Regions from separate parts of the Homo sapiens genome. Here region 2 is linked to region 1. A link is an interaction called in ENCODE POLR2A ChIA-PET data of the cell type or tissue named here. Cell type or tissue: A673. All regions are shown on one strand. Links, peaks and the distances in the headings refer to the core of each region. The heading gives the core; the rest is flanking DNA.

Region 1 (16,220 bases), core at 4,879-9,878:
GGCTTTTGAGGAACTGCCGGACTGTTTTCCAAAGTGGCTGTACCATTTTCCATTTCCACGAGCAGTGTATTAAGGTCCCAGTTTCTCCACATCTTTGCCAACACTTGTTACTGTATGGCTTTTCTTTTTATTTTTGCTGTCATAATAGGTGTGAATGACTTTTATTTCCTTAATGACTAATGATGGTGAGCATCTTTTTATGTGTTTGCTGGCCATTTGTAGATCTTTGGAGAAATGTCTGTTTACATTTTTTGCCCATTTTAAAGTTAAGGTTTTTGTCTTTTTTTGTTGAGTTGTAAATATTCCTTATGTATTTTAGATACAGATCTTTTATTAGATTTGCAAAATGTTTCACTCTGTGGGTTGTCTTTCTATTCAGGAGGCCAGACTTTAAGTGGAATACAAAAGAGAAAAGGGCATGTAGTAAGCATGAAAACAAAAGAATAGGCCGAACTGCTACAAATATTTTAGACAGAGTATACCTAGGGTGACCTGTGGCTTGCAGGAAAAAAATTTGAAATTACCACAGTGATTTAAAAAAATTTTTGGAAGTATAATCCACATCAAGTATGCAAACTGTAAAGGTACAGCTTGATAAATGATCACAAAATGCATACACACATGTAACCACCATGCAGGGTCAACACAGAGACTATTACCAGCCCCCACAAAAGCCATCTTCTGCACCTTTGCAATCATTAGCCCTCCTGCACCCCAAAGATAACAGCTCTTTTGATTTCTGTCACCATTGATTAGTTTTTATATATTTTTTGAAATTTGTAGAAATGGGATTTTACAGCATGTTTTCTTTTGTACCTGGTTTATCTTGCCTAACATGTAAAATTTATCCATGTATTTCCTGTAGTTCATTTTCTTTAGTCAATAGTTTTCCGTTGTATCAATATCCAACTCTTTATACTGTCTTCTTTTGATGGATGTTTGAGTTTCAGTTTTCAACTTCTGGTCATTAGGCCCTTTCTTGCATGCATGTTGAGGTGCACATGGGGCATGCCTTCCCATTAGATGTATGTCTAAGAGTGGACTTGCTGTGTCATAAAGTGTATCTGTGTTCCGCTTTATTAAAGTGTATGCAAATTAGTTTTTAAGCTTTAAAACAAAGTGATAACTAAAAAGAGGCTAAACCCACTGTTTAATTTTAACAAAAGGGATTTCAGAGTAATTCACTCCTTTTTCTTAGTATCTTTTATGGTAGGAAAGTATTTTTCAGACAGAGAAGGGTAGAATATGAAAGATGAGAGTAAAGCAAACAAGTTCTTACTCACTTAAAATAAATAAGAATCTCCAGGCTGAAATGGATTCTTCCCCAGGATACTGAAAACTCTACCATTAATTTGAGGAACCGCAGTTGGGAAACTTCGAGAACTGATAAGGTGAGAGAAGCTCTTACAGGGGCAAAAAGATGATACCTTTTCCTCATCCACCGCAAGGGTTGTGGTCAGTACTACTGTTAGCAAAAGACAGGTTAGCAAGAAAGAAAATATCACAGATTTGTTTAACAAAGTTATATATGACGTGGGAGCTTTCAGAAATGAAGACTCAAAGACCCAAGGAAAACTTTCTATGCTTACATTTGATGGAGAATCATGGCCATGTAGTAATGTGATTGCACAAAAAGGGAATGATCTAATGGTAATAAACTGAGAGGGGAACCCAGCAAGGCCTGTCCAGATTCTTCTCAGCCTCTCTGTGTTGAGCATTACTTTTCTGCTGGGTGTGGGGCAGAACCCTTCTGGAATAAGGGTCTTATGATCTATTTTCAGGTAAGATGGGTCGGAGAATTCCTTTATGACCATGCTTCACATAGAAGGCAGGGGAAGTGACCTTGTTTCTGGGCCCCCTCCAGTTTCCTTCAGTTCAGAATCCTTTGGGGGTAATGTATTCTGAGCCCTGACACTCCTGAAATCTGAAGGTTTACGTCAGTGTTTTCATTTGTTTTCCCTAAAGAAAGGAAATAGATTTTTTTTTCCTAGAGAAAGGAAACTAGAAAAAGTTTCATGTGACTTTCTGACAGAATTTTAGTATAGGTTTAAACAGGTGATTTGATAGCATGAGAGAAAAAGGTAGTGGTTACCAGGAGCCAGGATGGTTTCAATATTACAAAAAACATTCACTGGGTTTCTAATTCCTGTGGGTTCCTGGTACTCCTGCTGCCGGAGGAACAAAGGTGAATGTCAAGTTCTGAATTTAGGAGGTCAGCTTGTAGCTAGTATCCTTAGTGCATTTCCTTGCACATATTTTTTGATGGCCCAAGAGTGGGGGAAGCAGACGCATTAGTAAGTAATCCCCAAATATAGGCAGAGTGCCTAGGAACCTGGTTAAGGAGTGCTCTTGTGACACTGGGGAGGATGTGGAGAATAGGACATCTTTTGAAGAGGTGATACTGCTTCTAAAATCTGAAGAGACTAAGGGAAAATAGAGTAGGGTGGGGAGGGCAGGCAGGTGCTGAGGCTTGGTTATAAGAGCATTTCTGCTAGATGGAGTAAAGTGATTATGAAAAAACTTTTTAGAAGTGGGAGGTCTCGAACTCCTATTCGTGATCACAGACCTCGTGATCTGCCTGCCTTGGCCTCCTAAAGTGCTGGGATTATAGGCGTGAGCCACCGCGCCTGGTTAATGTGGTGAAACCCCGTCTCTACTAAACACACACACACACACACACACACACACACAATTAGCTGGTCATGGTGGTATGTGCCTGTAATCCCAGCTACTCGGGTGGCTGAGGCAGGAGAATTGCTTGAACCCAGGAGGTGGAGGTTGTAGTGAGCCGAGATCGCACCACTGCATTCCAGCCTGGGCGACAGAGCAAGACTCTTTCTCAAGACAAAACAAAAAAAAGTGGGAGGTATTGCCACTGATTGGCCTTACCCGATTGGCCACTGATTGCCACCGATTGGCAAAACCTAGTGAGGTTTTGCCTATTATGCTAAGGACTTGGGGCTTTTATACGCCTAGGGGAGCCCTGGAAAGATTTTAAATATCCAGGGAGCAGAATGATCAGATTTGCATTGAAAAAGTTTGCTCATAATGTGGAAAATGTACTGATCTGGGTCCGGGGACATAGGAAACTCTTACAAGAGTGAAGTTAGGGATTGCAGTGGTCCTAAGTCCCCCAGAGGGACTTAGGAGAGACTAAAATAAGTCATTCTGTGCTAATCTTGTTTTCCTTTAAAGATAGATTCTGAAAAGTTTAAATAGGTTATTAGTTAGGGGAATGCTGTCTTTTGATTTCAACGGAATATTTAGTTTAACAAAAGGCTGTCCTTATGAACAAGATGGGAAAATGTGATATGGGTATTAGGTGGATTTGTAGCTTGTTGAATAGTAGATTTGATGGATCTGCACAAGCTGGAAGAGAAGCATTTTGTCCTGTGCTGTTGCGCTCTGTATTTGATTTCTGTGGGTTACAACTTTGATCTGTGAAATAGTTTTATTGTTAACAAATTTATATGTGAAGTTAGAAAGGTAAGGTAGTTGACAAATTACTTTTCAAGTTTAAAATATGCCTTTATAAAATTTCAAAGAGGTGAAATTGGTTGTAGGGGTTGTGGGGGCAGAAATGCTACTCTTTAGGTTGCAAGTACAGTATAATTACATAAACAGATAAATAGTTTTTCTGTGATACTAAAATTTCATGGGAGAGGGTGATTAAGAAAAAATGCCTAAAAAGTCTCTTTAGGGGTGCAGTGATGGAAAAAAGTTGAGAACCACAGGTTTAAAAGAAAGCTGTTGAAATGGCTAGCCAAAACTTGGAATACATGGAGATAGTTGAAAATTTCTACATTTAGGACTCAACACTAAAGGTACCATGATAGGTTGGGAATATTTCATGATTTATGTTTATGTGAAGGAAAAAAATGGAATTAAATCCCTTTGTTACTTTTATTTGCTTCTAAACTCAGTATGAGTCAGTAGGGTGGATATGACTGAGAGAAAGGTTAATGCAGCCTTAGCTTTCATTTATAAAATTAGGTGTAAATAGAATTCAGAGTGTAAGAGTTTCCTGTATGGTTTCCTAATACGGTTTATTATTACCATAAACTGATCAGAACCTGATCTGGAACTTGGAAGATGAGAAGTCTCAAAACCATGTTGAGAAGCGTTATTCAGACAGAACAACAACCAACTTATTGTTTAAATATAACAAGACAACTGTAAGAATTTATGGCTTGAATCCACAAACATAATTAAACAATTAAATTGGGCAATGCTGTATAATTAATAGATTAATTAAATCTATATTGAGTGCCTACTATCTTCCAGGTGTTATTCTAGCTACTGGGGACTCTGTACTCAGCCAACTGGACAAAATATCTGTGTTCATGGAACTCACAGGTTAGTGGATGGAGCCAGACAGTAAACAACATAAGTTTGTAAAATATATCTAGTATGTGAGATAGTGTGCTAGGTATTAACAAGTGTGCCAGAGGAAAAATAAGTAGAAAAGGAGTATGATAAACAGTGAGACTGGTGGAAATATTAGAGTGGCCAGAGAAGGCCTCATTGAAAAGGTGATTTTTTTAAAAACATACTTTATATTGTAGTGTAACAAATACAGAAAAGTGCAGAAAGCACAAATGTACCATGGGATGAATTTTCTGTCTTTTTCTTTTTGAGACAGTCTCACTCTGTTACCCAGGTTGGAGTGCAGTGTTGTGATCATGGCTCACTGCAGCCTCCCTGGGCTCAGGTGATCCTCCCACCTCAGCCTCCTGAGTAGCTGGGAGGGTTGAATTTCTGCGAAGTGAATACACTTGTGTAATCAGCACTCAAATTAAGAAACAGAATTTTAACTGCCCCTTAGGAGGTCTGGTTACCCCCCCTCCTAGTTGAAGCCTTGCTTCCTGAGGACTCACACCATAGGTTACTGTTGCTGGTTTGTGAGCTTTATATTAATGTCATAATGTATAATATATTCTTTTGTTTCTGGCTTCTTTTACCAACATTGATTTGGTGAGATCCATCTATGCTCTTACAAGTATTTGTAGTTTATTCATTTTTGTTGCTGTAGAGTATTAAATTGTATCATGATACCACAGTTTACTGTCTTCTGTCTCTAGCTAATGAGTAGCCCTGCAGCAAACATGCTTGTATATTTCTTTTTAGTGATGCCATCTACAGGGGATATAATTAGAAGTGGAATTGCCAGGTTATAGGATATGTGTACATTCACTTTGGTAGATACTGATAAACAGTTTTCTAAAGTGATTATATTGATTTGTATACCTATTAATGGCATGTGAGAGCTCCACAGACATGTCAAGATTTGGCATCTCCTGCCATTTAACTTTAGCTGTTCCGGTAGTTGTGTAGAGATGTTCCATTGTGGAAGACTAATGCATTTAAGCACCTTTTCATATTTATTGGCCATTTTGAACCACTTTTTGGTGTGATGGAAATGTTCTGTATTTTCATTGTGTTGTGGTTAAATGACCATATACATTTGTGGAAACCCACAGAAAAACTGTACACTAAAAAGAGTGAATTTCACCATATGCAAATTATATGTCAATAAATAAAATGACTAAATACCACATTCATTATTGATTTATAGAAATTTTAAAAATATATTCTAGATGAGTTCTCCATTGTATATGTGTATTGCACATCTGTTCTTCCACTTGCTGGCTTGCCTTTTCAGCTCTCTTAATGGTGTCCTGTTTTAAGAAATTTTAGTTTATCTCAAGGTCACAAAGATAAGGATGAATTTCACGTAACCACTTGAAGAAGTAAGGTCACTAATCATACAGGTGTCTGACCTGGAGGAGACATTTTAGACCAAAGAGGCAGCAGGTGTGAAGAACCCAAGGCCAGGTGCCTAGAAGGACATGGCTAGTAATGGAGGAGCGGAGATGAGCTGAGAGAGGCATTGAGACAGCAGGTGGGGCTTGCTGAAGAATTTCCTCTCACTGAGATGGGACTCCTGAAGGGTTTTAAGCGCAGCATTGACCTGGTCTTACCTAGGTTTTAACAGAGTCGCTAGGCTGCTGTGTTGAGAATAGCCTTTTGGGAGTGGGGCTGAAGTAGGGAGCCAGTTAAGAGGCAGTGGGGGTGGTCTGAGGGAGTGATTATGGTGACTAGACCTGGTGGTGGCAATAAATGGGGTAGTTGACTGTTGGTAGGTTTTCAATGTGAAGCTGAAGGATATACTCATGGCCTGGAACTGGGATGTGGAAGAAAGAAGAATGGCACTAGGTATTATTTTAGTATTTATTTTTATTTTTTGCCTGAGCAACTGGAAAGAGGGGAATTGGGAAGTTGGAGACGGGCAGAAGGTGCAGAAGATGTGGAGTAGTGCCAGCCATCTGCTTGTATTTTACAGATGTAATCTTAATTTTTTTCAGCATTTTATAAAGAAAGGCCATTCGAATACCAAAAGAATAGGAAAAGACACAATTTCAAAATAAAGATCAACCATTGAAATTGGATAAATTTAGCCTTATGAAATACTCAAACAATTTTTTTTTCCCCGTTTCTCTGAGGACCTACAGATGCAGGTATTGTTTTGCAAACCAGCTTTGAGAATCACTGATTTGTGGTATTATGCATGTATCCTTTGATGTTGATACTATTAACAAATGAGCATCATATCCTTAATCTTGCAATAAGATTGCGATTAGAGTCTAAACATGATAAACGAAAAATTAAAGTAGGCCGTGTGTCATTTCTGGCCTAGAGATACTTCATTTGTTTCTTTTTTTTTTTTTTTTGAGATGGAGTCACGCTCTGTTGCCCACGCTGGAGTGCAGTGGCCATCTTGGCTCACTGGAATCTCTGCCTCCCAGGTTCAAGTGATTTTCCCTCTTCAGCCTCCTGAGTTGCTGGGATTACAGGCGCCCGTCACCACACCTGGCTAATTTTCATATTTTTGTAGAGGGGGGGTTTCACCATGTTGGCCAGGCTTGTCTTGAATTCCTAACCTCAAGCAATCTGCCCGCCTTGGCCTCCCAAAGTGCTGCGATTATGGGCGTGAGCCACCGCGCCTGGCCCGATACTTCATTTCTTAAAAAAAAAAAAAAGACTGTGTGTGCCAGGTGCAATCAGAGGACACATATGGTACATGTGTAGTTGTAGTAAAGCTTGAGAGTCATCGTAGTAACTACTTTGCAGACATTCTCTATGAAATTTTAAAATGTTTTTGAAGTAGCCAAGCTCTAAGTTTTCCTAAGCAAGTTGATTTGCTTTGTTCTTAGGGAAGAATATAGTTTATGTTTTAACTTTTGCATATTCCCTTTCTCCCCACCATCAGTGCTAAAGCTAAGTGCACTATAAATTGTTTGATAAAAGCCATTCAGGGAGCAGGAGGCAAGGTGAGGTACTGCGATGACAAAGGGAGAGCTTGCTGAGTGCCTGGAGACCCAGGGCCCGGGGGTCACTAACATTAGTGAGACTTGTCTTGAATCACTGTGCCGAGACAATGCATACTTGTGCTTTGGCAGAGCATTGAGATGCACTGAATCATTATCAGTGTCATTAAGGGCCTTCAGAAACGTGTAAGCGATCTTTATAAAGTTTTGCCTTTGAGTATTACCTGAAAAGTACCTTGTGTAGTTTGACAGTATTAGTCAAAGATATCAAATGTCCTTTGTAAGATTCTGTTGCCACTTTAAGGACCAGTATTATTAACCGCTGATTACTTTTTCCGTCTTTGCCAAGTAATTGTATAGGACTTAATCTTTATACCAAGAAGAGAATTTTAACATGCATAATCACTTCTCAGTGCTTCCAGTCTGCTTTTAGTATTAGATAATAGTGTCCTATTTTAGTTGCCTGATGTGTCTGTGGTTTTAACGTGATTATCTTACCCTGAGGGATGGAGGAAATCAGTGAAAAGTTCACTGCTGCTTTGTGAATTAAGTTATGCCTTGGCACGAAGTACTGATCATTTTGGCATTCAAATACGGCATTAGATCACCTTGCCTGCAGTTGGGGAATGTTCTGAAAGTGCTACCTAACACTGCAGGATTCTCCATAAACTTGAGCTGGTATAGAAAATGATGTTTATTGTATCCTCTTCTCAAATATCTTGCCAAGTTACTGTCATCAGACTCTTTATTGATAGAAAATTAGTTAGGCAAAAACCATTTTCTTCTCCTTGCATGGCAGAGGTGATGAAATTTATGAGAAAGTACATATAAGGGAAGGTTCGAAGTGTTGATTGTGAATATAAGCCCTGGCTTGAAACAAAGAATTCTTGGCTTGTATGGTGGAATGTTTTGTGTGTTGTTTTCTTTTCAATCTCAGCTCTTGTATGTGGAAATAATGAAATGAATATTTGCTATGAGTGTTGGTTGGGGTTTTTTGTTACAGATACTAAGAGTTATTCTAGTAGTGTAAGCAGCAAGTGATTTATTAAGGGTGATAGCTAGTTTAGCAGATTGGGCAGGCTGACAAAAGAGACTGTACTCTGAGTTTCTGGGAATGGTTGCCAGTTCTGCACTGTGGAACAAGCCTGCTGAGGAGCTGCTGCTACTGATAAAGTCAGGGTGCTGCAAACCAGGAACCCAAGCAAGACTCACCCCCCTTCTTCCACTTTCCCTACATAACACCGTTCTGAAGGAGCCCCATGTGGTATGTCTGGTTGGTGGAACCTAATTAACATGTCTGCTTGTATACCCCCAATTTGCTTATTTGCTTTCTTTTTTTAAATTCTATATTGGGAAGTGAGGTTTACACAGTAAGGAAGTAGTGAAAACATAACAAAGATGATTTGGGGCTCCATGAATAACAGATACTTATTACAGTATCAATTTAAAATAATATAATGTTAATTATAATTATAAGCAGTATAATAGTAATCAATAATATAAGCTTTTAAGTGAAACTTTTAAGGAAACCTACTATTTAAAAACGTACTTTTTGGGCCAGGCACGTGGCTCATGCCTGTGATCCCAGCACTTTGGGAGGCCGTGGCAGGAGGGTTACTTAAGGCCAGGAGCTCAAGACCAGCCTGGGCAACATAGCAAGACCTTGTCTCTACAAAAAAAAAAAAAAAAAAAAGCACACCTGTTGTCCTAGCTACCAGGGAGGCTGAGGCAGGAGGATCGCTTGAGCCCAGTTCAAGGCTGCACTGAACTATGATGGTGCCACTGTACTCCAGCCTGGGCAACAGAGTGAGACCATGTCTCTACAAAATACAGCAACAACAAATACTATTTCACTGAGGGATATAAAGAATATTTTATGGTTGTGTTACTTTAAAATTCTATTTAAGCTAGCAGGGGTATGTTGATAGGAAAGCCAAAGACAGAGAAATTCCAGGGTTTTTTTTTTTTAATCCTTGGTGAATACCACTGCAAGTCAAGACCCATTCTTGTGAATTTGTTTTTCTGATCAGAGAGAGTTGAGACTTATGAATCAGTTAGTATAAATTCATTAGTTATTTGAAGAATATTGAAGAATGAAATTAATATGAATCTGATGGTGGGTTAGCAGAATTACAAATCATGACATTATTATAATTTTAAAAAAATTTTATGTGTTAGAGACAGGGTCTTACTCTGGTCTCCTAGGGGGAAGTGCAGTGGCGTGATCGTAGCTCACAGCAGTCTCAAACTCCTATGCTTAAGCTTAGGTGATCCTCCCCTTCAGCCTCCCGAGTAGCTGGGACTGTGTGTCACCGTGCTTGGCTAATGTTATAATTTTTAATAGATGGCTATTTATCTGAAGTTTTTTTTTGTGTGTGTGTGAAAGAGAGTTAGCCCTATAAGGAACTTCGAAATCACATGGTCCAACACCCTGATTTTTATAGTTGAGGAAACCAAAGCCCAGGGGCTGAAGTGATTTGCTCAAGACTGTATAACTGGTTGGTGGTAAGGCCGCCTGATTTCATAGCCTATTCATTTCCCACTAAACTCTCTAGGAAAGCACAGGTTTCTCCACACTGGGAAAAGCTCCTGGATTCCCCATACTGGGATTTGAGCCCTGACGTAATAGTCAGGATGTCTTAGTGGAGTTGTTGGTTGATAACACTGGTGCTCTTTTGTTTTTTTGAAACAGGGTCTCACTCTGTCACCCAGGCTGCAGCGCAGTGGCATGATCTCCGCTCACTGCAATCTCTGCTTCCTGGGCTCAAGCGATTCTCTAGCCTCAGCCTGCCAAGTAGTTGGTACTGTAGGCATGAGCCATCAATGCCGGCTAATTTTTGTTGTTGTTGTTGAGACACAGTTTTACTCTGTCACCCACGCTGCAGTGCAGTGGTGCCATCTTGGCTCACTGCAACCTCTGCCTCCTGGGCTCAAGCAATTCTTGTGCCTCAGCCTTCCAAGTAGCTGGGATTACAGGTGCACACCACCATGCCCAGCTAATTTTTTTTTGTATTATTAGTAGAGACGAGGTTTTGTTACATTGGCCAGGTTGGTCTCGAACTCCTGACCTCAAGTGAGTGGTCCACCTTGGCCTCCCAAAGTACTGGGCCATAAGCCAGTGTGCCTGGCCTCTATTTTTTGTATTTTTGTAGAGACGGGTTTTGCCATGTTGCCCAGGCTGGTCTTGAACTACTGAACTCAAAATGATCTACCTGCCTGGACCTCCCAAAGTGCTGGGATTACAGGCATGAGCCACTGTGCCCGGCCAACACTGGTGCTCTTTTATGTTTCAAATGAATAGTGGGACATTTATTTTTGAATTTTGAGGAAAATGAATCACAGAAGTAAGAATTTTGTTCAAAATAACACTTGGGGTAAAAACACACCAAGCATACCTAATTGAAGTTGTAAGTTTCACTTGGTAAAATAAGCTGCAAAAATGGAGGGGATTTACACACAGCTCTCTTCTATTTTAGTCCTCTGGGTTGTTTATAAATTTGCTCATACATAACTCTTTTGCTAAAGCATTTGCCATTACGTGTATAGTCGGTACAAGTTAAGAATTACTAGGAAACTTCAGTCTGGCTCACTTCATCATCTCCTTCATGTCTTTGCTCAGACACTGCCTTTGTAGTGAGTCTTACCCTGACCCCGTCCTGTTTAAGACTGAGCCCACCTGCCCTCCATTCATTCCTGAATCCCTTTTTCTTAACAGCCTGTCCTTTTTCTTTGCAATAGCACTGTATTAGTCAATTCTTGCACTAGTATAAATAAATACCTGAGACTGGGTAATTTATAAAGAAAGAGATTTAATTGATTCACGGTTCCACAGGCTGTACAGGAAGCATGACAGCTTCTGGGGAGGCCTCAGGAAACTTTTAGTCATGGCAGAGGGAAGCAGGCACGTCTTGCATGGCTGGAGCAGGAGGAAGAGAGAGAGTGGGAAGGTGCTATACACTTTTAGATAACCAGATCTCGTGAGAACTTGAGAACAGCACCAAAGGGATGGTGCTAAATCATTCATGAAGGATCTACCCCTAAAATCCAGTCACCTTGCACCAGGCCCCACCTCTAACACTGGGAATTAAAATTGAACTTGAGATTTGGGTGGGGACACAGATCTAAACCATATCAAGCATGTATCCCCTCTGACCTTATGGTATGGTTTGGTTGTGTACCCACCCAAATCTCATCTTGAATTGAGGTTCTCATATTCCCCACATATTGTGGGAGGGACCCAGTGGGAGGTAACTGAATCATTGGGGCAGGTTTTTCCTGTGCTGTTCTCATGATAGTGAATAAGTCTCATGAGATCTGATGGTTTTATAAAGGGCAGTTCCCCTGCACACGCTCTCTTGCCTGCCGCCATGTAAGATGTCACTTTGCTCTTCCTTCACCTTCCGCCATGATTGTGTGGTCTCCCCAGCCATGTGGAACTGTGAATCCACTAAACCTCTTTTTCTTTATAAATTACCCAGTCTCGGGTATGTCATTATTAGCAGCATGAGAACAGACTAATACACCTTATATGTACATCTCCTCCATATAATTTGTCTATTATGGTTTCTATTTATGGTGTGTCATCTTCTTCAGTAGAGCATATGAAGGCAGGGACTTTTGTCTGTTTATATATCCCCAGGATGAAAAATAAAAAGTGCCTGCCACATAGTAGATAATAAATGTGTTGAATGAATGAACTTGGCAAAAGCAGCTGCTTTTTGGGATTCCTACTGGTAAAATGACAGATTCTCAGTCCTACTGGTTGTTTTTTTAATTGACTTAATTGAGGATGGCAAAATCATCAGTTGGTATATAAAGAAAGTAAGTGCATGAGTTGTGTTGTATACAGTTTTCTGGAACCTCCTTGCTTGTTTGGCAATAAACAGGGAACTCAGATTCAGATGAAGAGTCATGAGATTATGCAGATATTATCAATGGAACTGGTTCTTTAGATCTTAAAATCGAGAGTACTAAATGATAAAAATGCATACAGAGATTCTCAGATACAGACTTGGACATGTAGCTGATTTTTAACATAAGTGGTTTAAAAGGTTTTTGTTGTCAACATTGTGGCCCAAAAAGTTGAGTTTCAGGGTATGAGGGTACTGTGGTGATGGAGGATGGATGAGGAAGGAAGTGAAGGCATCAAGATCTCCCATCTTGTGAGAGTTGAACAGTGCTTCGGGGTCATCTAGATGTGAGAGTACATTTCTACTAATCTAAACTTTTTACAAAATGCTAAAACATGAGACAAAGCGATAACATTTAATGAAGATAAAGCTTATAATGTTCTAAAGGTTTCAGATAAGCTGATGGTAGTCTTCTATTGAGTTCTAGGGCGTAAGGTAGTTTATGAATGGTTATTTTTATTATCTAAAGATATATTTGACCTTTAGAATTCAGTGACAATAAAGATGATAGATAATGTCTTAGGAAGATATTAAGAAACCTAGAAAATACTATAGAAATCAGATATGCCAACTTTTTATATGAGCCTAAGTCCAAAGCTTACACGACCTGCCCAGTATCTATCACACAGCTAGTTAACGGCAGAGTTGGGATGAATTTTTGTCACAGATTTTCACTGAAGTATCAATAGGAGACGAATGTACAAGCCTCTCTTTGGAGATAACCCAGGGAGCAATTACGAACTTGTTTTGAGGTCTGCATTTTATCTTAAAAATTTCAAAAGTCACGCAGTTATTTCATCCTATACAAAGTATTTATGTCTTTCTCTTTTTATGTGTGTAAGTATGTGCATTATTTTAGTCTTGCAAAAATGTGCTTACTTGAGGAATTGCCTTTTGGAAGTTGAGAAAATGAACAGAATGAGAGATCACTGTTGATTATTGTCTTAGAAGAAGTGTCAGCAAATCAAAGTTTTAAAGAAACTGAAATGAGGAAATGTATCTACTTGATCTGTTCTAAAATTACATTAGAGGAAATTAATGATAGCACAGTGAAAAAAACTTAGAAAATATTTTAAACCTTAAGAAAGGATTGTTATTTATGCCATTCTTCGTAAGGGTAGTAAGACATCATATTTTGTGTCTTTTTCCTAGATGTACTGGTTTTGGCAGCAGTTTTTGAAAAGAGAGATGATTTGTATATATAGTTTATATATATTTTTTTTTCCTGAGGATAAAATTATACTGGTATGGAGAAAGACAGCAAACCTCACTGTACCCTTCCCCCTTCACTAGGGATATGATAAAGGTTTTTACTTCTTAATCTTTTATGTAAATTTTGCTTTTGCAGCACATGGTTAAATGAGATATTGATCATGCAACTGAGTTGTAACTCAATTTTAGTATACTCCAAAATGTAGTTTTCACAGTTGATAAGAAAGCAGGTGTACTATTAGGAGCACTGGGCTGGCAGTCAGGAGGTTTTGACTTAATTTTATTGGTAAAATTAAGAGTATTACAGTGGTAATGGGGTATTGGGTCTTTTTTGGCTCTACAAGCTTATGGTCTGTATTTGTTCATGATATGCTTAGTGCTTCCATACATATACTTTCTAAAATTCACATTTACAAATAGTGTGTGTGTATTTCACATTTCAGTGGCTCCATGTAACAACAGTTCCCTTGAGATGGCTATCTGAGAACCTGGGCCCCTCACTTTATCCTGGTCAACGGGTTTTCCTGTGTGACTACCAGATAAGTCATTACGTAAGAACTTGCTGTGCAGTCACTGGTGGCCTATCAAGGGCCTTTTTCTACTACGTGGGGTGAACTGTATGAGCCTTTTAGCAGTTTTTGAGAAAAAAGCCTCCTGAGACCTTAGGATTTTTAAGTGGGCCTGGAATCTTTAGGAACTGGACAGTAGCTACCCCTGAGCAGTTTGCCATGTGGGGTCCTTACATCACCATTGGAAGCAGCTGCCTGAATTTTTATTGTCTTGCACTAGCAGGTTTTCCAGTGCTTTAAGGATTTAAGATTCAGTTGGGCAGCAGTGTATGCACAATTGTTTTACCATGCTAGTATCATGTACTAGTGGTCTTTTCTCACTGAAGGCATACTGTTGCGTGTGATATTTTCAGTTAAATGCGTCACACTAGCTAATTTAGTAGCTTTAGGTGGACACGCAGACATACCCTACAGAAATATTGGGTTCATACTCCATTCTGGTGGAGTCACATGTTTAGAAGTTCACATGTGGTCTCTGTTGGCGGCCCGTCATGGCAAATGGTGAGTGCCATGTGGCTGGGGAAGAGATGCTGCTGTGTTCAAGGAGCCGGCATGTGTGTTGCCACTGGAGTTTCGTACTTGAGAGATGAGTTTGCTGTTTTTTTAGAAATCAGCTCCACAATCAGAGATAGTTTTAATGCCCTTGAATTATTTTGTGATTTAGCTCGTACTATTTATCACATCTTTTGGATTTGAAGTTTTAAAAAATGGGCAGTTTGATCAAGTATGGTGTAGATAGAATAAACCAAAGGTTCCCTGTGAAAGACTTCCTTTGAGGCTAGAGAAAGCCTTTATTCCTCTTTCATTCCACTAAGGTATGGCAGTGTTAAAGCAGATGGAAGGCTGGGGTTTGAGCTGAAGTTGTGTGAAAGCTTCACCAGCCAATTGGCTGACTCTAATGGTGAGACAGGAAGAACCACCCACGTTTTCCATTTTGGATTTGAGTCACAGAAAACAGGTTTCCTGCAGAAACCATTTGGCTTTAACAAATTTACGGAAATTTCATCTTTGATCAAATTGATATTTTTATCTGCATTGTACATGTATCTCAAATTAATTATTTCCCCCTTTTCAATCTTTGCATGTATTTCAGATGAATTATTTCCCCCTTTTCAATCTTTAGGTGAAATTTCCAATTAAAATATCCTGTAGTGTTGACTGTAGTCTAATTTCCAAGATTTTTATGAAAAGTAGAATCAAAGGACTATACTTTCAGGTAACGATGTAATTTCACTTTATCTTAATAATTCACAGATACTTTTGCAGGAGTCTGGAGTTTCTCAGGCTTCTGTAATAGAAGTATAGGTGAATTTTTTGAAAAGTGGCAACTTGAATTCTCCAGACAGATTTCCATCTGTTTGGTATTAGCTGAGGTGTTAGTGGGGTTGGTTACTTAAAACAATTAGAGAAGCAATATGTAATGGCAGTTACGTGTGCACACACACGCACACTCACAGTCTCACTCATTTAAAATGGCTTGTAAAACTGTATTTACCTTTTTTGGGAAAGGGATTATCCTTTCTTCTAATACTTATCACCTTCATCCAGTGATTGATTGATCAAGCTGTCATCAGTCAATCTGTTTTCTGTTTGCTTAAAGCTTAAAGACATGGATGGTTTTAAGAATAATTTCTCTACCTCTCTGTGGCATACCAAAGTACTATAATAGTTCTGGGTATGAGAAGACTGTAGAAAAAGATCTGTACTTGAAATAATTTGGAATTTACAGAGCTTGTATTTAGAAATGAGTTTTCCCTAGGAGGAAAGGGAACTATGCCAAACAAAGACAGAAACAACGTAATCACCCTCCCCTCCCATCCAGAAAACCACATTGCATAGAAAAAATTGTGCTGAGTTGAGATTGTCATAGTGTTTCTGGATACAAGTGAAAACATATTTTAGAGAAGTAACACATTGGCTTTTTAAACAACTACCTAATTTGCCTAATTGATCATGAGGTACTGAATCACTTATAAGTTAGTTTTTGAGCCTCTTTAGGATGCTTAATTTTCAAGCTCAAAATGTGTAAAGGTCAATTTTAAATGATTGTCATCTTTTGAAGAAGGACATTGGCAACTGAGTAAATAATCCACAAATCACTGATTAGTAATGTGTTGTAGGATGACTCCTATAGCAGATTTTATTTCCTAACTATATTACCAGTTAACAGAAATTAGTTTGCAAAACTTGAATGCACCAGC
Region 2 (16,220 bases), core at 6,240-11,239, 95 kb after region 1:
TGCTTGTTGAATGAACGTTGGATAAATCTCGGGTAATTGTTCGTATACAGTAACTACTATAGTGGATGGAAAGACTGGCTAAGTTTTTGATTAACACTCCTTTCTCTTAGTTCCGTAGGTTTTAGTTAGTGATAAAGATTAAAACTTTTTTTGATATGTTGCTTTAAAATGTTAGTAACACTTTAAAGTCCTTTTTAGATAATAAAATAACCATGTAGATCAGGAGTAACTTAAAATGTATGGCCAGGTGTGGTGGCTCCTGCCTGTAGTCCCAGCACTTTGGGAGGCCAAGGCAGGCAGATAACCTGAGGTCAGGAGTTCGAGACTAGCCTGGTCAGCAGGGTGAAACCTCGTCTTCACTAAAAATACAAAAAATTAGGTAGGCATGGTGGTGCATACCTGTAGTCCCAGCTACTTAGGAGGCTGAGGCAGGGGAATGGCTTGAACCTGGGAGGCTGGGGTTGCAGTGAGCTGAGATCGCGTCACTGTACTCCAGCCTGGATGACAGAGCAAGACTCTGTCTCAAAAAAAAAAAAAAAAAAAAAAAAAAAGAAGTAACTTAAACTGTAAAATCTTGCGGGCTAATTAAAAAAATTCAGAACATATAGTATTGACATTCTCTTCCTTTTGCATTAGAAAGGGTCAGTATCCTAAATTATTTAATAATGTATGTCTTTTCCAGCCAAGATTTCATTTACTTGATTCAAAGCCCAGAGTATAGATGGAAGCATAAGAAGGTTTGCCAAAGCATGGAAGAGTAATGAGATTTTTCCCCTGGCAACTTGGAATTTATTTTTTTAAATTATAGTAATTAACATGAAAAATGTTATTTTGTTAACATCTAATGAAGAGAAAGTTGAAATAAATGGAGAAATGTCTATAAATTTTTTTCTTTGTGTTGTACTTTTTTTCTTTTGTCTATAAATATTAAGTTTTTTCTGATAGGGCAAAATAGGAAAATAGGAGAAAACAGTGATTGTTTAAAGATTTGATGATTGGCTAAGTGTGGTGGCTCATGCCTGTAATCCCCACACTTTGGGAGGCTGAGGTGGGAGGATTGCGTAAGCTTAGGACTTTGAGACCAGCCTGGGCAACATAGTGAGACCTTGTCTCTATAAAAAAAATAATAAAATAAAAATTAGCCAAGCGTGATGGCATGTGCCTGTGGTCCTAGCCACTTGGGAGGCTGAGATGGGAAGATCACTTGAGCCCAGGAGGTCAAGGCTGCAGTGAGCTATAATTATGCCATTCTACTCCAGCCTGGGTAACAAAACAAGACTGTGTCTCTTAAAACAAACAAACAAAAAGATTTGATAATCATAAAAGAGCCTATGTTTTTGTGACGTCTTACATTTTCTTAAGGATAATGTATGGCATGTTGCACATTGAGATGGTTATTGGAATATCATTTAGAAACCTCTGGACATAATTCATGTTGGAACCAGTTTACAGTATTAGTTAGGGAGGTAAACTTTGTGCTTACAGTGCCTGTGTTCAAAATGTCCTGAGATTCGGTTTTTATTCTGTAAGAAATCTCAGTGTTACTCTGTCTGAAAATATTTAGCCTTTCAGAATTCCATTTTATAATTTTGTAGTCCAGTATCTAGTGTGAAGGAGGTAATTGTTGCATCATACACAAGACTTTAGTGATATTCTAGGTACTTGTCTGTTGCTGATCATATTTTTTATAAAAGTAATTTTTGGGGCTAATCAATACACGAATTCTGGAAACTGGTAATATTTAATCATTGATAAAGAATTTTATCTTTTTGTGCTTGTTTGTATTTATAGTTCCTTGTAATCCTTTTTATGGGCTTTTGAATAAATATAAAATGAAATTGGTTTTCAAATGGAAGCCACTTATCAAGTTGAAGCAGAGATGTTGCCAGTATTTAATGTACTTGAGATGACATGCAATAAGACCTTTGGAAAACCAACAAGTGTGCTTCCAGGAGCCCTTCCCTAATAATCTCTGCCTTGATGGAATTATTTTTCATGATGGTAATGAGCTTGTGTTATGCTAAGCGGGTTAAGCAGAATAATTTCTACTCTGTAGAATTTAGACTTTTAAAACCCAGACTTACAGTATTAGATGGCATACACATATATCTGCAACCATAGTTGCAACAACACTTTTCTGAGAAATAAAGGAAATCACTAGGGACAACTTCTGTTACAGAGGTGCCACACTGTCCCCCACTGGGGACCCACTGTCATCCTCTTGCTGCAAATAACTTGCATAGGAATCCCCCTCTCCACAGGTCTGTGGAGTACATTCCTTGGCACCTGCCTAGGTAGAAGGGAGAAGAGCCTAGAGTCACACATGTTGTATCTTGGACCCATAGGAGATAAATAGTATGTGAAGTCCAGACAATCTTGTTTTTCTTCATTTATTAGTTTCTGTCCAGGCAATCCTATCACAGCCACTAAAGCAAAGCAGAACAAAAACATTTGTGAAGGTTAGATGTCAGCGGTGTTAGGATGTTCCATGTCTTATGTTCAGTTACCCTGAAGTCTAGTTTCTGCATATACCTAGCAAGTACATTAGCCAATTCACGTTCTCGAAAGTAATACCGATTGTTGCCTCTTAGGTGCTCAGAGCGTTTACAAATAGCACGGAGCTACAGCCCTTCCCACCTCTCTGTGAACACAAAGAATGATTTCATTTACTTCAATGAGAACACTATAAAATTCTCAATCAAATTAGCATTCACTCTCAAAAAATAAAAGTATTCCATTCAGTACTTTTTTGGGGGGTTATAGGATAGCGTTTTGAAATCAGAGCAACTTCAGAAGAAGGTAAAAAGTTCCCAGACTCTCCTAATTCATGGTTCTCAGAATAGGGAATGAATATCCACCGAATTTTTCAATGCCTGAGACCATTTCCTATCTACAGTTCCCAGATTGGCATTTCTTTTGCTCATCCTGGGAGCTTGGTTGTGGTTTACTTTTTTGTAAAGACAGTAAGTGTTCTCAGTGTGACTGTGAAAAGCAAGACTGACCTCTTTCCCTTTGGTCCCTGGAGAATGGTGTCATGAGGTGTTTTTGAGCCAGGCCCAGGTAGGTGTCTGCTGCTCCCTCTTATTGGCACTGAGAGAACATAGTTGGACCCTTTAGACTTTCTACCTGCATACTGTTGAGTTGGAGTTTTTGTATTATGTGAAGGAGTCACAAAGGATACTCTCAGCTTTGGAATGTTATAAAGAAGCTGATGAAGTGCTCTTTGCCACTAAAGCCTGTATAGGGAGCTACTAGCTAGTGCTTGTTCTGTGCCTAGAAGAGACAGTTCCTAAACATGGGAAGATACCTCCACCCCAGGACCAGGTGGTTCCAGGTGGTTCTAGGCTGAGCAAAAGCTAACAGATACCACATTTAAGTATAAAATATTTGTGATATGAACTTTAGAAGCATTTTATTTGGAGAAAGAAAACATGTTCATATGAAATAATTATAGTTAGTGGAAGACAACATGCAATCTAATTGCTTCATTGACAGTTTCTACTTATCCTGGCGTAAGAAAAAATCCATTTATTAAGCTGAAAATCTTCTGATGTCATAGAAAGAAGGAAAACTTTGTTCTTTCAAAATTGTGACCTCCTGTATATTTCCTGATATGTAGAGAACTCTCAATTGTCTGAGGCCTTGGTGAGAGAGTAGGATTAGAATCAGAATTCACTTTTTTTGTCTTAAGATGAGAGAAGTTATCAGCTGGAGCTGAAATTTAATCTTGTTTAGCTACACTGATCACTGTTTCTTTCTCGGGAATTTTATTTTAAAATAAAGTCTAAGTTTTTTTTTTTAATTCTTGTATCTAGAAACAAAGTCTGATTTTAGCCTGGCAGAATTTGTCTGTACTAATTTTAGTTTTTAGATGTGCATGGGAAGAGAGACTGGATAATCTCTCTCAAATCGGTTGTACTGGTGGTTCACTTAAGTGCATATGTACTATATGGAGTCATGCATTTGATATTAATATTACACAATTATCTCTCAAATGTAAAACACTCTCAGTGTAAATATTTCCAACATTTGTTGATTGTAACATTTGGATGACAAATATTTCTTACTCGAATTACTACTTTTGCAAAATACATCTTCTCTTTCAGTTATTGTAGTTGTACCAAAGTAAGTAATTTAGATATTAGGTAACTTAACAGAATTGTTAATTGAAACCACATTGTTATGTTTATTTTATTATTTATTTATTTTATTTTTATGGAGACAGAGCCTTGCTCTGTTGCTCAGGTTGGAGTGCAGTGGCCCAGTCATAGCTCACTGTAGCCATGACCTCCTTGGGCTGGAGTGCTCTTTCGTCTCAGCCTCCTGAGTAGCTGGGTCTACAGGCATTTGCCACCATGCCCAACTAATTTTGTTATTTTTGTAGAAGATGGAATCTCACTGTGTTGCCCAGGCTGATCTTGGACTTCTGGGCTAAAGTGATCCTCCCACTTTGGCCTCATAAAGTATTGGGATTACAGGCATGAGACACCATGCCTGGCTCACACTTTTTGTTTATTTTAAAGGAATTGTTTTTTGCCAACTAAGTAAGTAAAAGAAGCTGATTTTAGCTAATTCAGAAAATAGGAATCAAAAAAGAAACCATGCTCATTTGGGTTTCTAATATTTTTTTCTTATATTTCTTTTACTCTTTTTCTATGCATATGTATTTTCTAAAACAAAATTGGAATTCTATTGTATGTATGTTTTGTATTCTGCTTTTTATGTTTAGCATACCTTTTGAATTTTTTATCTTATTTAAATAATTTTTAGAGGCTGGATATGGTGGCTCACACCTGTAATCCCAGCTCTTTGTGAGGCTGAGGCAGGAGGATCGCTTGAGCCCAGGAGTTCCAGGCTGCAGCTGAGTTATGATCATGCCACTGCACTTCAGCTTGGGCGACAGAGCGAGACACTGTCTCTAAAAATATAAAGAAAGAAAGAATTTACTATTTCATCTTGTTATATATTTGTGTAATCACTTGTTACAAATCAGTCTTCAGTGTTTTTTTGTGTGTGTGCATTTTTATATAAATGCTTGATTGTTTTCTTAGGATAATTATCTAGGATAAGAATTATTAGGTCAGAGTGTCTGAATGACTTTTTCTGTTGCAGTCCCAAATTCTCCTTCTGAAACAGTAAGGGGTGAAACTCTTGCCTTTTCTTCATCTCTCCTTGACAAACCATATTTGAAAATACATTTCCAATTGAGTTAAGTAGATCCTGCAAATAAAGAGAGATGGGCTCTGTTTTTTTTTTTGTTTTTTTTTTTTTTTTTTTTTTTGAGACAGGCCCTTGCTTTGTTTCCCAGGCTGGAGTGCAGTGGCATGATCATGGCTCACTGCAACCTTGACCTCCCAGGCTCAAGTGATTCTCCTATCTCGGCCCCCTGAGTAGCTGGGACTACAGGCATGCACCACCATGCTCAGCTAATTACATTTTTTTTTTTTGGTAGAGATAGGGTCTCACTGTGTTGCCCAGGCTGGTCTTGAACTCCTGGGCAAGTGATCCTCCTGCCTTAGCCTCCCAAAGTGTTGGCATTACAGGCATGAGCCACCACGCTTATCCTCTGTTAGCTTTTATGTTAGTATTGTAGTGAAAGGAAAATTTGTAGGATATAATAAAGAACAAAGCTTGAAAATAACTTTATTCAAATGTTCATAGCCTAAATAAGAGGCAGTTTAGATCTACTCAGCTGGATTTGCTGTGGGACCCCTAACAAGCCTATGGTGCTATGGTGTACTTGGGTTTCACAGCTCACTTTAGGGTTGCCTTTTAAAATTGATGGCAGATGCTTCCTAAGAGTTCTGATTATTCTGCCAGTGCAAAATTATGGGGATGCTATTTGGTGTCACTAGGTAGTGGATACTTTACTATGGTTTACTTAATCTGATTTTTTAAAAGCATGTACTGTGGATTTTTTTTTTTTTTTTTTTGAGACAGGGTCTCACTCTGTTGCCCAGGCTGGAGTGCAGTGGCATGATCTCTGCTGACTGCAGCCTCTGTCTTCTGTGCTTAAGTGATTTTTGTGCCTCAGGCTCCTAAGTAGCTGGGACTACAGGTGTGTGCCACCACACCTGGCTAATTTTTTTTGTATTTTTTTAGTAGAGACGGGATTTTACCATGTTGCTCAGGCTGGTCTCGAACTCCTGAGCTCTGGCAATCCGCCTGCCTCTGCCTCCCAAAATGCTAGGATTACAGGTGTGAGCCACCATGCCTGGCCTACTATTGATTTTTTTGTTAGAGTGGTATCCAGAATATTCATTTAATGTGCATAGTTATTTGACTAATGGCTCATTGTGAAAGTTCATGGTATTCCAAGGTTTGTTGAGCCCCTCTGGTCAGTGACAATGCAAGACATTTAGCTTTCTGTTCTGTGGCCAGAGATATTTTCTTGTGGCTTCCAGAACAGTCCTGTGAGGAGGGTGATGGAGCAAGTGGATGTCATCTCCGTTTTGTAGATGAGGAAACTGAAGGAACTTGTCTAATGCCCCTTGGCTATTACATGGCAGCTGCCATTCTTCTTTCTCTTAGTTCTCTTTCCTTTATTTTGCACTTTTTTTTCCTACGCTTCCATCGCTTTCTTGGTTGTCTTTCTGGTAGCAATAACATCATCCACACCAATGATTATAGTAATAACTGACCTTTATTGATCAATCAGTTGCCATGTGCCACAGAGTTTCCTAAGTGCTCTAATGTATTGACCTTCACCTCAGTCCTATGGAGTAGGTATTATCCTCTTTTTAGAGCTGAAGAAACTGAGGCCCAGAGAGGTTAAGCAACTTGCCCAAGGTTTATGGGGCTAGTTGTGTTCCCAGGCATCTAACTCTAGCCACTGGAATTCTATATTCTGAAAACCGTTTGACATTTATAACAAGTATAACATGAATTTTCAAGTTGGAATAAAGAAGACATTTCTGAAATGGGCTGAAATAAGTGGAATTGGGGAAAGCTGAAGATGTTTTGCATTAATGTGTTATGTTTCCCTTGAACTGTAGCCAAGAGACTCTTCATAACAGCCTGCATTTCAAGTCTAATTGTAAGCCGGGTGTTGTACCTGCCTGTAGTCCTAGCAACTCAGGAGGCTGAGGCAGGAGGATTGTTTAAACCCAGGAGTTATAAGCTGTAGTGCTCTATGCCAATTGAGTGTCCCTACTAAGTTCAGCATTTCCTGGGAGTGGGGGACCACCAGATTGCCTAAGGGAGGGGTCAACTGGCCCAGGTTGGAAACTCCTGTGCTGATCAGTAGTGGAATTGTGCCTGTGAATAGCTGCTACACTCCAGCCTGGGCAACATAGCAGGACCCCATCTCTTTAAAAGAATTGTTTTAAAAAATGACAACAGTGTTAATAGAGCTGTTTACTCTCTTAGTTTTCTCATTTATAAAGTTAGGCCTGGAGAATAAAGTCATTACTATGAGAGACAGGTGTTTGCTCTTTGAGTCAGCCTGCTTCTCCAAAGTAGGAGAGCTGGTTGATGGCAGGACTGGGTGACCTTCATGGTGATTAAAGCCAGAGGGACAGCAAAAGGCTGCTGCTTTTTCAGGTTTCCTCTTTGGTTTGCCAAGGCCCTGTTGTAAATTACCTAATTAGTAAGACTACCTTTCAAGGAAGGAATCAGGAAATTTAAACTCTAGTTATGGTTTTAGTTCAGCTTTGTGTGGATGGCTTGATTAGCTGGGAGAATAAACCAGATTGGGCTTTTGTTTTTTTCTCTGAACAAATGAAGTTGTCTGGGGAAGAGTAATTGAGACAATGGGCAGAATTCTACCTGGTGAGTAATTTACTACTGAGCTCCTAGAGAGCTGAATTCACCTTTTCCCTTTTCTTGTCTTTAAGATACAGCTAACATTAGTCACAAGGCTACACATCTGGTGACAGGGATGCCTCTAGGTCCTTATTTTTGTTCAGATAATGGAGCACCTGGAAGTTATGTGATTTTAATAGAAAATCAGGAAATACTGGTATACTTAATTCTATCTTAGGAACGAAGAACGATTTTACTAGCAGAAAATGAACACAGTTATATGTACGTAACATAAAATCACAACTGCTGGCTCAGGGTTGGAGGTGAGGTGGGGGGACTGTCTCAGTTAAGCATGATTTATTAATGTTATTATGAATTCTTTTAGTGCCAGTTTTCTGCTACTGTTCTATTTGTTCTGCTATATGAGCTTTGTTGGTATTTGCTTGTAGGTATACTTTGGCAGATGCCAGAAGGCTAACATTGGGAGAAAGGTCTTAAAATTGAGAAAATTCTCCCACTAATTTGTTCTGTGAATCAGGAAGAAAACACGCATTGACTCATTTTTTTGAACAGGAACTGTCTTTTTCTCAGATCTTTTAGCTTATTTTTTAACCTTAAAAATGATATATGTTCATTTTAACAATGCAAACAGTAAAATAAAACTTAAAAAATAAAAATTATCCCAAATCCTAAACCCAGAGATATATGTAATATTTCTGCTAAATATATCTTTATATAATTTTTCTATTACGATTATTTACATTCTTGATAGTGTGTTTATGTGTTAATATACAGATATACCAGAAATAAATATATGTAACTTTATATTTAGATTTATATTCTGTCATATTTCTATTTGGAGGGCTTACTGATTTTCTCATCACCCTTGTACTGATACAGTAGATTTAATTTACTTCCTAAGGTGTCAGTTTATAGCTCGATAGTGTGTTCTCTAAGACTCTGTACTCATTTATATAAAAGGATTTAAAATCTTTGTAATAAACCTGTTCATTAAACAAAACTTCACAGAAATGAGTCATTCTGGGTAGCCAAACTTTCTATATCATTAAGTGTTCAGCTAGTTAATGAATAAAAAAGACATCTTGACTATTGTTGATGAAAACTTTTCTAGATTACAGACTTTTAATTTATGGCTCTATCTAGTACTGCATTCAACTTCGGAGCCATAAAAAGTTTTATTCTAAAATATTTGAGAAATTATCAGAGAGATGTAAATTAAAGCTGCAATGTTATTTACCTGTTAGAACGGCTGTTAGAATGGCTGTTATTAAAACCTGTTAGAATGGCTGTTATTAAAACCTGTTAGAATGGCTGTTATTAAAAAAAGACAAAAAATATAGCAAGTGTTTTGAGAGGATGGGGGAAAAGGGAACCCTTGCATACTGTTGGTGGGAATGTAAGTTGGAATAGCCATTATGCAAAACAATATGGAGGTTCCTTAAATTATTAAAAATAGAACTATCATGTGATCCAGCAGTTCCGCTGCTGGGTATATATCCAAAGGAATTGAAATCAGTGTTTGAAGAAGTATCAGAATTCCCATGTTTATTGTGGCATTATTCATGATAGCCAAGATATGGAATCAATCTAAGTGTCTAATAACAGATCTGTGGGTAAAGAAAATATGGTATATATACACAATGGAATACTGTATAGCCGTAAAAAAGAAGGAAATGCTTTCATTTACAATAACATGGATGAACCTGGAGGACTTTATGTTAGTGAGATAAGCAGATACAGAAAGACTGCATGATCTCCCCTACATATGCAAAATAAAAAAGTTGAACTCAGAAGTAGATTGTAGAATGTAGCTACCAGGGAGAAGGGGGGATAGTGAGGGTTTTAGGGAGGGGGATATTTGATAAAAAGGGTACAAATTTTTCAGTTAGATAGGAAGAATAAATTAATAGATAAGTTAATAAGTTAGTAGATAAGAAATATATTGCAGGCCAGGCACCTGCTTGTAATTCCAGCACTTTGGGAGGCTGAGGCAGGAGGACTACTTGAGCCCTGGGGTTCAAAACCAGCCTGGGCCATATAGTGAGACCTTGTCTCTACAAAAAAATTTTAAAATTACCCAGGCATAGTGGTGCATGCCTGTAGTCCCAGCTACTCAGGGGACTGAAGTGGGAGGATCACTTGAGCCCAGGAGGTGGAGGCTGCAGTGAGCTGTGATTGTACCATTGCACTCCAACCTGGGTAACAGCGAGACCTTGTCTCAAAAAAAAAAAAAAAAAAAAGAAAAAATTCTCTTGTAAAACATGATGACTAAAGTTAATGACTGTGTACTACATTCTTGCTAAGAGAGTAGATTTTAAATGTTCTCACCACAAAAAAATGAAAAGTATGTCAGGTAACATATATGTTAATTAGCTCGATTTAGCCATTTCCTGGTGTGTACGCAATTCAAAACAACATGTATATGATAAACACATACAATTTTTACTTGTTAATTAAAATATTTGAGAGAAGGGAAAATGGTCATTATATAAGACAAAAATGCATGGAATTATATACATCAAAAACAATTTCGTGAACAAAACACCACTCTGGTCTTCCAAATATGTATATTTTTGCTTATATAAAATATATAAATACCTTGACTTACTTGCTTATAAGTTAAAAAGCTTAACGTGCATATAGAAAAGCAGATAGATCCTACGTTTTCACCTTTGATAAGTTTTCACAAACTTAACACAAGTGTATAACCAGCATCACAATTAAAAATCAGGATACCACCACCATTACAGGAAACCCCCCCCTCATGTTCTCTCCCATTTCAGTACCAACCACCCCCTATACTACCAAAGGTAACCACTGTTCTGACTTATGTCACCATAGTTTTGTTTTGCCTGCTTTTGAACTTTATAAAAATGAAATAATATAATATGTACTCTTTGGTTGTACTCAATGTAATGTTTGAGAAATGTATACACATTTTCGTATATAGGAAGGATAATTTTTTAGTGTAGTATTCTATAATGTGAATATACTACACTTTATTTACTACTGAACATCTGTTTTTGTTTTGCAGATTTTGACCATTTTACTATTAATACTGTTATAGTATTTTTATACTTGTTTTTGCTTTTTTGGGCATATGTGCACATTTCTGTTAGGCATCTATACCTGGGAGTGGGATTACCAAGCTATAGGATATGTATTAATATTTGTTCAGATTTAGTAGACACTGCAAAGCAAAGCCTTCTACTAAAGTAGTTTACTGATTCACTCTCACACACAGTGTGTGAGAGTTCCAGTGGCTCCACATCTTCATCAGCACATTGTATTTTTAGTCTTGATTTTAGCCATTCTGGTGGGTATGAAGTGGTATTTGTTGTTGTGCAGATTGCATCTCCCTGATGACTAAAGAGGACTAGTGCTTTGACCTCAAGAACTTCCCCTCTGGGGAGATCTTATGTTATTTAAATCTTAGGTTTTTAAACTGATCTCTGCTAGTTTGACTTTATTTCGATATTCACAGAAACTATTATTTTCCTCTGGTGTTCAGGATATACTGTACACCAAGTTTTTCAAATCTCTAGACCCTTCTGTGTCATATTTTATGGTAATCACTAATAGATACAACATCCAAATTTTGCTGCTTGATGATCCAATTTAATGACTTTCTGTTCCATGTTTAGTGAATTTTTGAAATTGTGAAATATTTAAAGTTATCTATCTGTTTCACAATGTAGCTAATTAAAATGTTTGTTAAATAATTCAACTTAAGAAATCTAAAAGGAAATGCTTTCTGGCTTTAGTGCAGTAATTGTCTTCAGAACAATATGCCAATAATGACTCATCCCTTCTTTATTCATAGTAACTTTGGTTTTAGCTTTTTTGGGGTTTCTTTTGTTTTGTTTTTGGAGAAAGGACCTTGCTCTGCTGGCCAGGCTGTAGTGCAGTGGCACGATCTCAGCTCACTGCAGCCTTGACCTCCCGGGCTCGAGCAGTCCTCCCACCTCAGCCTCCTAAATAGCTAGGACTGCAGGTGTGTGCCACCATACCTGGCTAATTTTTTAAATTTTTAGTAGAGACAGGTTCTCACTGTGCTGCCCAGGCTGCATCGTAACTTTGAAAAGAATCTCACTCTAGGATAGAAAATTACAAGTAAATTTAATGCAAGTAGAAAGTGCATTTGAGACTTAAGTCTGAGTCTAATAGCTGTATGAAATATTTGTATAAGAATCATAATACTGGAGTATAGTTCTTAGTTTTTAATACTAAATTTTCTTTGATCATGAAATGAAAGTAAGAGATCCTTGAAGTATTGCATTAGAAATCTTAGATGGAGGAGGCCGGGTGCAGTGGCTCACGCCTGTAATCCCAACACTTTGGGAGGCCGAGGCAAGTGGATCACCTGAGGTCGGGAGTTCAAGACCAGCTTAGCTAACATGGTGCAACCCTATCTCTACTAAAAATACTAAAATTAGCTGGGCATGGTGGCTCACTCGTGTAATCCCATCTACTCGGTAGGCTGAGGCAGGAGAATTGCTTGAACCTGGGAGGCAAAAGTTGCAGTGAACTGAGATCGTGCGACTGCACTCCCCTCCAGCCTGGGTGACAGGGCGAGATTGTTTCAAAAAAAAAAAAAAAAAAAAAAAAAAAAAGGAAAAAAGAAATCCTAGAAAGAGAGTTCATAGATCATCACTTGGCCATCTTAAAATAACATGGAGACTGAACAAACCCTGTGTTCCCAGGTCTGGTGCCAGGCATTGTCATCCATGTTTTCTTACTGTATTCTTAACAGTACTGTGATATAGGCATGTTATACCCATTGTATGTACAAGGCAATTGAGGCTGGAAAAGGTTAAAGGAGGTCACATAATTAGAAAGGGTAGATGGAAATGTCCTAACTCTGATCTTATGATTTTACTTGCGGAAAAACTATAGTATTTAGAACCTTTGGTTTAAATTGAACAACTCTCTGTCAACTCTTTAGCTATCCTGGGCGCCAGTAATATATAAAAGTGGATTGGCAGTTATTGAATCTCAGATAAAGGACTATTAGGGAATTGTATGGAGAGTTGTTCTTGATTTATACTTTCTTATATTAATATTAAGTAAACATTTTAATTAAAGCATCTAATTAAAGGTACAAATATCATTAAATGTAATACCATAGCAGCAAAGAGGTGATTTTTTTAATTGAAGGCTTCTGCTTTCTGGAGAAGGTGGTCTTGGAACTATCTTCGAAGAATGGAATAGACACTTAGAAAATGGACACTTAGAAATTGGTGCCTGATTGGGTGCAAAGGCAGTATAGAGTTTATTTTCTTACAACTGAACAAATATGCTGATTAAACAAATGAGTACCATAAATAAAAGGAGAAACAACAAAAAGCTGTTTATTATAAAACCATAGCTTTCAAGATGAAGATCAGATAAAGCACACATGAGATGGGCCCTATAAGCTCTGGCTCTGTCTACCCGGTGTCACTGCGGTTACTCCCTTTATCTGCCCTTTTACTGTGGAGGTTCAGAATCATGTGCTGAGTGAGACGGGACACCTGATGTCACAGGTTCTTTACACTTTCACGGATACTGTATTCCTGCAGGGATTACCCTTATTGCCTTATTAATATTTGACAGGGGCTGACACAGAGCCAGAACCTGCTAGATCCTTCATGAGTGAATGTACAAGTGAAGATTTGAATGAGATAGAATGCCATGCCTTTTTACTAAGTTCATATTTTTATCATGTACAGATACTTGTTTGAATAGTTGCATTCTGTCTCAGAAAATCATTATAGTGTTAACTGTAACAAGTTGGTTTACAGGTTAGAGGAAATGAGTGTGCAGTTTTGTAACTTTACTTGCAAATTGTTTAGTTTTATCTTTAGCTGTGATTGAATGTATGCCATTGTTTGATCAAGTGAATGGCGAAGTGATTGATTCCAAATGATTGTTTTTCTTGCTTTTTTTCATCCCTTTTCTTAAATTATTTGGACTAGGAGAAAGGAGGAAGAATGGCTTATTCCCGCTGTCTGTATTGCTTGTTTATAGTTTAGAATTCTTTGGAGTTCCATATGATCACGAGACAAAATTCCTAAACTAGAAATTGGTGTGATTTAATTGGTGTGATTTTTATGATTAAATTTGATTATCTTAGGTTATGGTCTTTTGGTAATTCCGAATGCTTATTGAAAGAAGTTTAAGTTAGCAATAATAATAATGTTTACCATTATTATTTAATTTAATTTATATGTGGGACTTTGCTAAAGACTTTGGCATGTAGTATTTAATCTTTAAAATCATCCTGTGAGATGTCAGTGGATGTTCTCATGTTACTAATAAGGGTAAATTGGTTTCTACAAGGTCACATAGTTCGTAAGGGCCTGAGCTGAGATTTGAACCTACATATGTTTGCTTTCAATGCCTGAGTCATTATGTTAAATTGTTCCTTCTTGTTTTTTCCAAGTATTTATGATGCCTTTCCCTTCACATATTACGGTAGCAGGATGTATTCTTACTTATATATTACTTGTTTAATATACTTTTGGTGGTTATTGTTGGTTGGTTTGACATCTTAACTAGTTTGGACAAAACTCTTTCATTTACTATTGTGTTTATGGTATTTAGAAATTGTGTGCGATTTTGTTTTTACAGCTAAAGGGAAAAACGTAAATTATTTTATTTCACATGCAATATCATTTTTTAATTGGCAATTTGGTCTAAACAGTTTTTAACAATCCTCTGAGACAGAACCCTGGTGTTGAGATATTTCTTTTACTAATATGTGTAAAACAACATCTCAAGTTGTTGTGTGGTATAACTGCAAGAGCATAGTACATGGATAGCACAAAAGCAGCCACGGTAAAAAAGCAAAGAGACGAGCAAATCAGATGAGAGAGAACAGACACGCATTAACTGATCCATCATTCATGATATGCTTAGATTTGTGTTTGAAAAGCTTGCAATAAATGTAAGAAATTCTTATTGATACAAGTATTCAACATCTTATATTAAAAATACAACCCTATCAATTTTATGTACTAAAATATTACAGTGGATAACTGTTTATTATACATTGGTCTGCCAGCACTTGTGTGGTAGTGTGGTATGTTTTATGAATCCAGCTGAATAGCATGTCTAGGCAGAACCAAATGTACAATTATATAAAATAGCCCAGGAATTACAGCCAAAAAACATTAATAATTATTGGCAACTCTATATTACTTTGTTTGCATCCTTATAGTGTTGGCTTATTATTACAGAAGAGTTAAAGTTTATTTTCAGACAAAACAGAATGTCTAAAGTGTGTTATATATTAATCCAGTTCTAAAAAGCTTTTACATTTTTAAGTTTTTAATTTTTCAGTCTTTACTCACTCATTTTTCCTGGTGGACGAATCCAGTTTTTAAAATAAAATATATTTTTCTTCCAAACAACCTTTTGTGTTTCTTGATCTGGAGAATTGAATAAATCTAAATAAGAATTATTGCTTCCAGCATTAAGTTTGTGCAGAAGTTTTTTGAAACCAACTTAATAGGACATCAGTATTGCCATCTGAAATCCAAATTTCTCTTATTTATTTATTTTTAAAATTGAGGACAAGGCCTTGCTACATTGCTCAGGCTGGTCTCAAACACCTAGCCTCAAGCAATCCTACTGCCTTGGCCTCCCAAAGTGCTGGGATTACAGTAAATATCTTTTAAATGGAGACTTACTGACACTGTGTAGAATATATTTTTTAATACTTCAAACTGCCCTAGCATCCATCTGACTTTTATTTCCTGCCTTCTTCAAATAGTCTTCTGCTCTCCTTGTCTAGCTAGCAACCCTCCATTCTTCCATTCCTTGTAAAAGAGAAATTGTCAGCATCTGCTTTTCTGTTGACCTATTCTCTCCAAACAGGCTATATGGTAAACAAACTGCAATGAACATTTTTTTTTTTTTTTTGAGATGGAGTCTCGCTCTTTTGCCCAGGCTGGAGTGCAGTGGCATGATATCGGCTCACTGCAACCTCCGCCTCCCGGTTCAAACGGTTCTTCTGCCTCAGCTTCCTGAGTAGCTGTGGCTACAGGCACATGTCACCACTCCTAGCTAATTTTTGTATTTTCAGTAGAGATGGGGTTTCACTATATTGGCCAAGCTGGTCTTGAACTCCTGACCTTGTGATCTGCCTGCCTTGGCCTCCCAAAGTGCTGGGATTGCAGGCGTGAGTTACCATGCCCAGCCGACATTTTTTTTTTTAGACGGAATTTCGCTTTTATCATGCACAGCTAGAGTGCAGTGGTGTGATCTCAGCTCACTGCAACCTCCGCCTCCCAGGTTCAATCAATTCTCCTGCCTTAGCCTCCTAAGTAGCTGGGATTACAGGTGCATGCCACCACACCCAACTAATTTTTTGTATTTTTAGTAGAGATGGGGGTTTCACCATGTTGCTCAGGCTGGTCTCGAACTCCTGACCTCAGGTGGTCTGCCTGCCTCAGCCTCCCAAAGTGCTGGGA

Evidence for each region. ChIA-PET counts read pairs that join two places held together with the same protein. Peaks named below come from ENCODE experiments on the same cell type or tissue, not always from the same donor. Only the 100,000 strongest peaks of a DNase experiment are listed, where the experiment ranks them.
Region 2: POLR2A ChIA-PET joins it to region 1 with 6 read pairs; 6 of 35 experiments call an interaction of 5 or more read pairs at or near these places.

The regions. Positions count from the first base shown.
Region 1 is chr14:71,347,567-71,363,786 of GRCh38, forward strand. The region is part of intron 2 of SIPA1L1 (signal induced proliferation associated 1 like 1); the gene reads left to right. Among named protein-coding and RNA genes, the nearest start is that of SIPA1L1-AS1, 34 kb to the left of the region's middle. In A673, for the core only: no CTCF peak of the experiment used is centred there; a DNase peak (open chromatin) is centred at 7,875; H3K4me3 peaks cover 1,156 bases; H3K27ac peaks cover 1,543 bases.
Region 2 is chr14:71,441,649-71,457,868 of GRCh38, forward strand. The region is part of intron 2 of SIPA1L1 (signal induced proliferation associated 1 like 1); the gene reads left to right. It also overlaps the pseudogene RN7SL683P. Among named protein-coding and RNA genes, the nearest start is that of SNORD56B, 51 kb to the left of the region's middle. In A673, for the core only: no CTCF peak of the experiment used is centred there; no DNase peak of the experiment used is centred there.